Linked DNA regions of Homo sapiens: region 1 is linked to region 2. The links are chromatin contacts, found by Hi-C or POLR2A ChIA-PET in ENCODE. All regions are on one chromosome and are shown on one strand. The core of a region is the stretch at or near the end of the contact, and the rest is flanking DNA. Distances in the headings are between cores, read along the strand shown. Region 1 has its middle 4.4 kb from the start of LRRC23. Region 2 holds the start of FOXM1 (forkhead box M1).

The links. Hi-C counts contacts between places; a loop is a spot of excess contacts on that map. ChIA-PET counts read pairs that join two places held with the same protein, here RNA polymerase II (POLR2A).
Region 1: a loop to region 2 is called in a map of naive thymus-derived CD4-positive, alpha-beta T cell, with 18 times the contacts of the local background. The contact joins the enhancer-like site here to the promoter of FOXM1 in region 2. A Hi-C loop is called at or near these places in 1 of 168 maps with a recorded cell type or tissue (naive thymus-derived CD4-positive, alpha-beta T cell). POLR2A ChIA-PET finds 5 or more read pairs at or near these places in 1 of 52 experiments (T-cell).

The regions. Positions count from the first base shown.
Region 1 is chr12:6,897,806-6,903,064 of GRCh38, forward strand. No RefSeq gene overlaps it. Among named protein-coding and RNA genes, the nearest start is that of LRRC23, 4.4 kb to the right of the region's middle. Within about 2 kb of position 2,591, at least 7 of the 41 ENCODE cell types and tissues checked have a DNase peak (open chromatin) inside an H3K27ac peak, as active enhancers do.
Region 2 is chr12:2,875,701-2,880,870 of GRCh38, forward strand. It overlaps FOXM1 (forkhead box M1), which reads right to left and starts at 1,474. Exons shown (of 9, transcript NM_021953.4): 1 at 1,220-1,474. RHNO1 (RAD9-HUS1-RAD1 interacting nuclear orphan 1) reads left to right here and starts at 1,523. Exons shown (of 3, transcript NM_001252499.3): 1 at 1,523-1,582. RefSeq lists silencers at 1,230-1,299, 1,340-1,779 and an enhancer at 3,363-4,316.

The sequences.
Region 1 (5,259 bases), core at 1,341-3,840, 4.0 Mb after region 2:
AAATTTGTAAGCATAGAAAACACACAAACCAACTCTTTTTAAAAAGTAAGATATTTTAAAAGTTTACCATACCAACAGAATGAAGATAGCTTCACATTTTACTACAGATGTGCAGATATTCATCAAAGTCCACCATTGTCATATATATGGCTCAACAGTAATATTTAAGAATATACTGGCCAGGGCCGGGAGTGGTGGCTCACGCCTGTAATCCCAGCACTTTGGGAGGCTGAGGCGGGCGGATCATGAGGTCAGGAGATTGAGACCATCCTGGCCAACATGGTGAAATCCCATCTCTACTAAAAATAGAAAAATTAGCTGGGTGTGGTGGTGCGTGCCTGTAATCCCAGCTACTCAGGAGGCGGAGGCAGGAGAATCACTTGAACCAGGGAGTCGGAGGTTGTGGTGAGCCGAGATCACTCCACTGCACTCCAGCCTGGTGACAGAGCGAGACTCTGTCTCAAAAAGAAAAAGAAAAAATACTGGCCAGGCACGGTGGCTCATGCCTGTAATCCCAGCACTTTGGGAGGCTGAGGCGGGTGGATCACCTGAGGTCAGGAGTTCGAGACCAGCCTGGCCAACATGGTGAAACTCCATCTCTACTAAAAATACAAAAATCAACCAGGTGTGGCGTCACACACCTCTAATCCCAACTACTCGGGAGGCTGAGGCAGGAGAATCATTTGAACCCAGGAGGCGGAGGTTGCAGTGAGCTGAGATTGTGCCATTGCACTCCAGCCTGGGTGACAAGAGAGAAACTCTGTCTCAAAAAAAAAAAAAAAAAATACTGTAAAATAACAATCTTTAGAAGAGTTAGAATAATGTTATTTTTGTTTGTTTTTTTCGAGACAGGGTCTTGCTCTGTCATCCAGGCTGGAGTGCAGTGACGTAATCTTGGCTCACTGCAACCCCTGTCTCTCAGGTTCAAGAGATTCTTGTACATTAGCCACCCAAGTAGCTGGGATTACAGGTGTGTGCCACCATGCCAGCTAATTTATTTGTATTTATTTATTTATTTATTTATTTATTGAGACAGAGTCTTACTCTGTCACCCAGGCTGGAGTGCAGTGGCGTGATCTCAGCTTACTGCAATCTCTGCCTCCTGGGTTCAAGCGATTATCCTGCCTCAGCCTCCCAGTAGCTGGAATTACAGGCATGTGCCACCACCACACCCGGCTATTTTTTTTTTTTGGGGGGGGGGGTAGATATGGGGTTTTGCCATGTTGGCCAGGCTGGTCTCGAACTCCTGACCTCGTGATCTGCCCGCCTCAGCCTCCCCAAGTGCTGGGATTACTGTGTGAGTCACTGTGCCTGGCCAATTTTTGTATTTTAGTAGAGAAGGGGCTTCACCATTTTGGCCAGGCTGGTCTCAAACTCCTAAACTCAGATGATCAGCCCGCCTCAGCCTTACAAAGTGCTGGGATTACAGGCGTGAGCCACTGTACCCAGCCCTCAAAAGCTATTTTTTGACATATTAAGATTGGCAAAGTACGTACCATTTGACCCAGAAATTCTACCTTCTAAGAATGTACGCCGGGCACGGTGGCTCCTGCCTGTCTGTAATCCCAGCACTTTGGGAAGCTGAGGCGGGCAGATGGCTTCAGTCCAGGAGTTCAAGACTAGCCTGGGCAATATAGAGAAATACCCGTGTCTACAAAAATTGCAAAAAATTAGCTAGGCATGGTGACATGCGCCTGTAGTCCCAGCTACCTGGGAGGCTGAGTTAGGAGAATCACCTGAGCTTAGGATGTTGGGGCTGCAGTGAGCCATGATGATTGCACCACTGCACTCCAGCCTGGGAAAGAAAAAAAAAAGTTTCCCACATAGTCATATTACTCAATGCGTAGTCCATGAATCAAGAGCATCAGCATCACTTGAGAGGTCTACATTTCAATGAGATCCTCAAGCAATTTCTATACACGTTAACATTTGAGGAATACTGCTACAGAGTACTCATGCAGAAGAGCAAAGATATATCTATGGGGATTTAAACAGCGTTATTTGTAATATGGACAATTTTTAAAAAAAAGTTAATATCCATCAATAGGGAACAGTTAAAAGTCTAGCCAGGCTTGGTGGCACACAGCTGTAGTCCCAGCTACTTGAGATGCTGAGGCAGGTCGATGGCTTGAGCCCAGGAGTTTGAGGCTGTAGTGCACAATGATTGTGGGCAGGAAACAGGACCTCGACTTTGGACCAGATTCAAGACTGGCTGAAACAGGGAAGAGGCACAGAAAGCACTTCTCCGTAAGACACGCCCACCAGCACGACAGTTTACCATTGCCATGGCGACACCCAGAAGTTACTGCCTTTTTCCATAACAACCTGGAAGTTACCACCCCTTTTCTGGAAATTTCTGAATAACCCACTCTTTAATTTGCATGTAATTAAAAGTCAATATAAATGTGACTGCAGAAGTTTCCCTGAGTTGCTGCTCTCCACACACTGCCTAGAGGGTGGCCTTGCTCGGTAGGAGCAGTCATGGGGCTGTAAAACTGCATCCTCAATAAAGCTGTATCTTCTACCACATGCTCAGGAAAGAACCATGAGCCTTATTGGGCTAATCGCCAATTTGGGTGTTCACCTGCCCTGCATCAGTTGTGCCTGTGAAAAACTACTGCACTCCAGCTGTGACCGGTTGAGGGTAATTGTCCAGGTTCTTGGTGTTTTGCACAAAGAATTCGACAAAACACACAAACAAAGCAAGGCAATGAAAGCAGAGATTTTTTTTGTTTGTTTTTTTAATTACCGTGCCCGCGAGACGGAGTCTTGCTGTGTCGCCCAGGCTGGAGTGCAGTGGCACGATCTCGGCTCCTGGGTTCAAGCAATTCTCCTGCCTCAGCCTCCTGAGTAGCTGGGATTACAGGCTTGCACCACCACGCCCCGCTAATTTTTGTATTCTTAGTAGAGATGGGGTTTCACCATGTTGGCCAGGCTGATCTCCAACTCTTGACCTCTTGATCCACCAAAAGCAGAGATTTATTTTAAAGGAAAGTACAGTCCACAGAGTGGGAGCAAGCTCCAGCAAGTGGCTCAAGAGCATTGGTGACAGAATTTTCTGGGGTTTAAATACAATCTAGAGGTTTCCCATTGGTTCACCCTATGCAAATGAAGTAGTGGCCGACTGCCAGTCTAATTGTGGGAGGGGACCAATCAAAATGAAGAGAGTAGGCCTGCTATCAGTCTGACTGGTTGTGAGAGGGGACCAATCAGACGTACTTTCATTTTTCAAATGCCATACAGAGAAAGGAGGGTTTGAAAAGGGAGTACTCTCTGATATTCAGTCAGCATGATTCGGCCTTAGATTCCCTGCCTCCGGACCCTATTCTCCTGCCTCTCAGCCTGGACAATGTAGTGAGACTCTGTCTCTAGAAAAACACAAGAAAGTTCCGGGCGCGGTGGCTCACGCCTGTAATCCCAGCACTTTGGGAGGCCGAGGAGGGCAGATCACGAGGTCAGGAGATCGAGACGATCCTGGCTAACACAGTGAAACCCCGTCTCTACTAAAAATACAAAAAATTAGCCAGGTGTGGTGGTGGGCGCCTGTAGTCCCAGCTACTCTGGAGGCTGAGGCAGGAGAATGGCGTGAACCCGGGAGGTAGAGCTTGCAGTGAGCCGAGATCACGCCACTGCACTCCAGCCTGGGAGAGAGAGCCAGACTCCATCTCAAAAAAAAAAAAAACAACACCAAAAAAAAAAAAAAAAAAAGGAAAAACGCAAGAAAGAAAGGAAAGTGGTAGTATATCCACATAATGGAAGACTAGACAACTATGAGAAAAAGAGGTAGATTTATGCTTAGTGACATGAAAGAAGCCCAAGACATATTAGAATTGAATAATTAGAAGAAAAAAACCCTAAACTAATCTAAAAATCTTTTTTTCTTTTTTTTTGAGACCGAGTCTCACTCTGTTGCCCAGGCTGGAGTGCAGTGGTGCGATGTCAGCACACTGCAATCTCCGCCTCCCAGGTTCAAGCGATTCTCCTGCCTCCGCCTCCGGAGTAGCTGGGATAACAAACGCCCGCCACCACGCCCGGCGAATTTTTGTATTTTCAGTAGAGACAGGGTTTCGCCATGTTGGCCAGGCTGGTGTTAAACTCCTGACCTCAGGTGATCCGCCCACCTTGGCCTCCCAGAGTGCTGAGATGATAGGTGTGAGCCAAAGCGCCTGGCTTTTTTTTTTTTTTAGACAGAGTCTCGATCTGTTGCCCAGGCTGGAGTGCAGTAGCGTGATCTCGGCTCACTGCAACCTCTGCCTCCCGGGTTCAAGTGATTCTCGTGTCTCAGCCTCCCAAGTAGCTGAAACTACAGGCACAAGCCACAACGCCTGGCTAATTTTTTTTCTTTTTTTGAGACGGAGTTTCACTCTTGTTGCCCAGGCTGGAGTGCAGTGGCGCGATCTCAGCTCACTGCAACCTAGGCCTCCTGTATTAAAGCGATTCTGCTGTCTCAGCCTCCCGAGTAGCTGGGATTACAGGTGCGAGCCACCACCCCAGCTAATTTTTTGTATGTAGAGACGGGGTTTCACCATATTGGCCAGACTGGTCTCAAACTCCTGACCTCAGGTGATCCACCCGCCTAGGCCTCCCAAAATGCTGGGATTACAGGCGTGAGCCACCACGCCCAGCCTAAATATTACTTTTATAATTGAAAGAGACTCTATCTAGACCAGCCGATGGGGGAAAAATATCAAGGATGTTGTGGAGTATCTAGCTCTCATTACACAGTGTAACTTCAGTCCTTGCCAACTAAACACGAAATAAAACCTTCAATAGCTCCCCACAGCTTTCAGGATAAAGTCCAGATCCTTCAGTGTGATCCAAGTCTGTTTACTGCTTCTACCATATTCCAACCCCCGACTGCACCTACTGTTCCAGCCAGCAGAACCACCTGCTTTCTTTGCACAGGCATTGAGCTCTTTCTTCTCCAAGCATTACCACAGGTGATTCCTGCCTCTGAAATCTCTGCCCCGAATATATGATATCATGTATATGCATATACTATACAATGATCCCTAGCACTTAGTAAAAGCTCTATAAATGTTGGGTATGATTATTATAACATGTCTCATTATATTGAATTACTTGTGTACTTAATCTTGTCACTGAACTGTACACCTCTTGAAGATAAAAGATAAGGACTTCTGTGCTTTACTGTCCCGGAGCACAGGGACAGATTAAGTGCTTAACAAAAGCATGGCAGGGCGCAGTGGCTCATGCCTATAATCCCAGCACTTTGGAAGGCCGAGGCGGGCGGATTGC
Region 2 (5,170 bases), core at 224-2,723:
TGGTTCTGAAATGCTAACAGTGTAGTCTTTTTTTTTTAAGTCTTTTGTTGATTTTTTTTAATTTTTTTTTTTTTTTTGAGACGGAGCTTCGCTCTTGTCACCCAGGCTGGAGTGCAATGGCGCAATCTCAGCTCACTGCAACCTCGGCCTCCCGGGTTCAAGCGATTCTCCTGCCTCAGCCTCCCGAGTAGCTGCAATTACAGGCATGCACCACCATGCCCAGCTAATTTTTTTTTTTTTTTTTTAGTAGAAACAGGGTTTCACCATGTTTGCCAGGCTGGTCTTGAACTCCTCAGGTGATCCACCCGCCTCGGCCTCCCAAAGTGCTGGGATTACAGGCGTGAGCCACTGCGCCCGGCCTTTTGTTGATTTTAATAGATACATGGAATATTCTACCATTAAGCAAAATTGTGTAATTCTATTTCACGGAACTTTGGAAGACAGAGGAATTGGCTGTCTCTTTTTTAGGACACTTATTCTCTCCCTGAAAAGCAACTGCACTTTTTTGACATTTGTCATCTGCATAGAGTTCACAGGCCCTCCACACCTCTACCTTCAAATCTCAGTTTTACTTTCACCTCCGATCTTTCCAGGCTTCCCTCTCTCCCCGCATCAATCAGTAGATATTATTCCTCTTTTTCCACAGGATATCTAAGTCTTAATTTTCTCTTCTACTTCCTGACCAGCCCGTTATTATTATTGCCAACACTTTCTTGCCCGGGAAACTTCCAGAGTGGCTCCTCCGACCCATCCCCATCCTGAGCGGGGAAATCTTGCTACATTCTCAAGAACCAGGAAAAGGGCCCTGCAAAAGGGTAAGTAAGATGGAGGCGGTGTTGCCTAGTGGTGAGACAGCCTGGGAGCAGGGGAGTGTGTATGCAGGTTGGTCTTTGACTCAATGTAGTACAATCTCAGTCTTCATCTCAGCCACAGTCGGCCTAAGAAGGTAGGCCACCCCAGCCCTCCCGAGGCCGCGGGCAGGGTGCGGAGGTCAGACTTCCAGGGAAGGCCAAGGGGCGCTTTAAGCAGTGAGAAGGCCACGGCCAGGAGGTGGACGCAGAAAAAACTTGCACCCTGGCTCAGATTCTTCCCGTGTGACCCAAATCTCCACTCGTGGCCCGTGCCCTGCTGCTAGACGCCCTGACCTCCGCGCCCGGAGGCCTTGCTCCCCGCCTGTGCCCAGGCCAGGCCTGGGACTCCATTGCTGCATCCCGCTCACCTCCAGACTGCAGTCGCCGCCGCCGTTAGGCCGTAGCTCCGAAGGCGGGCTCCGGGCTCCTCCAACCTGGGGGCCGAGCCAGGGCCCCGGACGGGGGCTCGCGCCGGACCGGCCGGGTCCCCGGCGGTGCGGGCGGGGTGGGAACCCCGGGGGATCCCGGGAGGGGAGGGGGTCCCGGGCCGGGGCCGGGGGTGGGGTCTGGCACCGGAGCTTTCAGTTTGTTCCGCTGTTTGAAATTGGCGCCGGCGGAGCGTTAAGGTCACGTGACGGAACGTCGCCAATCGGCGCCGGCCTTGTCTCGGCATTCCGGGCTCGAAGGCTGTGCGGTCTGCCAGGAGCTGCGGCCCCGTCCGGCCCGGGCTGGTAAGGCGGACCGCAGGCCGGCTTGTGGGGGAAGAAGTGGCCGTGGGGCCGGGGAGGGGCCGGAGGGGTCCCCGCCGCGTGGGTGGGCGAGCCGAGGGAGAGTTTGGGGACGCGCGGAAGCGGCGTGACAGGCCCGGGTCCCTGGGCCCGCTTTTCCTGCCGCGCTGGTCACGCCAGGCGACACGCCCCCGCTTCCCCTCAGGCTCCTCTGCTCCCCTTTTCAAAGCTCGGCTTTAGTTGATTTCCTCACTGGGGGAAATCGTACCCCATTTTCCCACAGTGAACGATCGTCTGCTCCCCCCGATTAGACTAAGTTCCTTTGAGGGCTGCGTATTATCTCCGCTTTCTTCCATCTTGAAAAAAAATGTCGGCACCATGAACCCTACCTCAGCGCGAAACCTGTCTTTTGCCCCTCCCGAAGCCAAGCCTTCGGATATAATAGACCGTAGTGCTTTATTTATTGACTTAGTCAACCAGTCTAGTTGAGCAACTGCTGTGCGCCAGGCACCGCTAGGCCCTGAAGATACAATGGCAGACAAGGTTCTTTCCTTCCCCTGGGCTCACAGCCCAATCCTGGAAGAGGGGCACAGACATTTTAATCAAATAAACAAATGTGGGCTGGGCATAGTGGCTCACGCCTGTAATCCCAGCACTTTAGGAGGCCGAGGCGGGTGGATCACTTGAGGTCACGAGTTCGAGACCAGCCTGGCAACATAGCGAAACCGCTTCTCTACTAAAAATTAGCCGGGCGTGGTGGTGCGTGCCTGTAGTCCCAGCTACTCTGGAGGCTGAGGTGGAAGGATCACCTGAGGCCGAGAGGTGGAGGCTATGGTAAGCCATGATCACACCACTGCACTCCAGCCTGGGCGACAGAGGGAGACACCGTCTCCAAAACAAACAAATGTTGAATTATTGCTGTAAATTGAAACATTAGAGGTTAATGATACTTTGAGTATTTACAATAACGAGATCTTGAGAGGTAGGACAGGAAAGGCTTTTGTAATGAGAGCTTGGTGTGAGATCTGATGCCTTTTACAAAGAAAGGAGGGAACTCCTCTAAGCAGAGGGAATCAGGCGTGCAAAGGCTGGATGGCAGGAGGAAGCACAGTGAGTACAAAGGCTGAGAAATATCTGAGGGGTTTGAGCTAATCGACCTGAATGGAGTGTGGTGTGAGTTGAAGCTGGAGCCGGAGGAAGCAGAGCCTTAGCCATACCGAGAAGTTTTGTGCTTATCCAAGAATTAAAGGAAACCAGTCATAAGCTTTAAGCAGAAGTGAATCCAGGTCAGATTTGCATTTTAAAAGGTCCCTCTATAGCGGGGATTGCTAGAGTGGATTAGGGCAGAACAGTTGGATGTTGCAATACTCCAGGCAAGAACTGCTGGAGCTTGAAAAAGGGTGGCAGGGAGAGAGAGAGAGGAAGAGAAAGAAGGAGACAGAGAGAGTAAAAAAGGGGCATTAAGAAAACATGTTTAAGAGGTAAAGTTGACAGGGCTTGATGGTGGGTTGGATGGGAGGTAGAAGTGTCAAGATTTTCAGCTGCATAACTGAAGGAATAATGACACTATTCCCTGACCAAGGGCCCTGGAAGATAATCACTTTGGCCAAGGGACGGGCGGGGGGTTGTCAGGGGAATGATCGTGAATTCAGTTTTTGTTTTTTTACTACAAAGCAATGCTCAGAATGAGTTTTTTTTTTAATTATATATTTATTTTTATTTATCTTTTTATTTTTTAGAGACAGGGTCTTGCTCTGTCCCCCAGGCTGAAGTCCAGTGGCATGACCTTGGCTCACTACAACCTCAACCTCCTGGGCTCAGGTGATCCTCCCACCTCAGCCTCCTGAATGGCTGGGACCCCCTACAGGCACATGCCACTACACCCATCTAATTTTTGTATCTTTTGTAGAGACAGGGTCTCACTCTGTTGCCCAGATTGATCTTGAACTATTCGGTTCAAGTGATCCTCCCACCTTCACCTTTCACAGTGTTGGCATTACAGGCATGAGCCACTGTGCGCGGCCAAGTTCAGTTTTAAACTTGTTGAATTTTTTTTTCTTTTCTTTTTTTGAAACAAGGTTCTGGCTCTGTCACTCAGGCTGGAGTTCAGTGGCACGATCTCGGCTCACTGCAGCCTCCACCTCCTGGGCTCAAGTGATCTGCCCACCTCAGCCTCCTGAGTAGCTGGGACTACAGGTGCACGCAGCCGTGCCCACCTGATTTTTTGTATTTTTTGTAGAATTTGGGTTTCACTGTGTTGCCCAGGCTGGTCTCAAACTCATGAGCTCAAGCGATCTGCCCACCCCGGCCTCTGAAAGTGCTGGGATTACAGGCGTGAGCCACTGCGCTCAGCCTTACACATGTTGAATTTGAGGTGCGTTTGAAATATCTAGTTGCTGTTCAGGTAGGTAATGGGATATTTGGGTCCCAAACTTAAGGAATTCTAAAATATATAAATATTGAAGTCATCTACTTCTAGGTGGATACTGAAATACAGGCAGATGAGTTTGCCTAAGAAAAGTATATAGAGTGAGAACAGCTCCAAAGCACAACCAGAGGGGAAGGACTTAGACAGCAGAATGAACTGACCTCTAATTAGAGCAGAAAGAAGATAGATGTTGATACGCATAGGTTTGTATATTTGCTTTCTGGAAAATGAGAGTATTTCCTTTGATGTCTTCTGTATTCTTTGTCAAGTAGGAAGTAAAGTCATTTGTTAAGAGAAAAGGGGTGTTCTGAAGTTCTAAGAAAGTGGGCAGGGTGTGGTGATTCACATGTAATCCTAGCACTTCAGGAGGCTGAGGGAGGAGAATCACTTGAGCCCAGGAGTTCAAGCAAGACCTCATCTCTACAAAAAATAAAATAAGAAACTAACCAGGTGTGGTGGTGCTTGTCTGTATTCCCAGCTATTCGGGAGGCTGAGGCAAGAGGATCTCTCGAGCCCAAGAGTTTGAGGCTGCAGTGAGCTATGATCGTGTCACTGTACTCCAGCCTGGGCAACAGAACAGGACCCCATCTCTAAAAATAATTTTAAAAATTAAAATAAAAATGTTCAGGCTGGGCGTGGTGGCTCACGCCTGTAATCCCAGCACTTTGGGAGGCCGAGGTGGGCAGATCACCTGAGGTCAGGAGTTCAAGACCAGTCTGGCCAACGTGGTGAAACCCCATCTCTACTAAAAAATACTATAATTAGCTGGGCGTGGTGAGGGCGCCTGTAATCCCAGCTACTTGGGAGAGTGAGGCAGGAGAATCGCTTGGACCTAGGAGGAGGTTGCAGTGAGCCGAGATCACGCTACTGCACTCCAGCCTGGGCAACAGAGTGAGACTTTGTCTCAAAACAAACAAACAAAATTTCCACTTTATTTATTTATTTTGAGATAGGGTCTGTCTGTCACCTAGGCTAGAGTGCAGTGGCACGATCATAGCTCACCATATCTTCAAATTCCCAGGCTCAAGTGATCCTCCCACCTCAGCCTCCCAAGTAGCTGGGACTACAGGTACATGCCAACATGCCAAGCTAATTATTCTTTTAAATTTGTAGTAGAGACGAGGTCTCTCTATGTTGCCCAGGCTGGTCTTGAACTCCTGGCC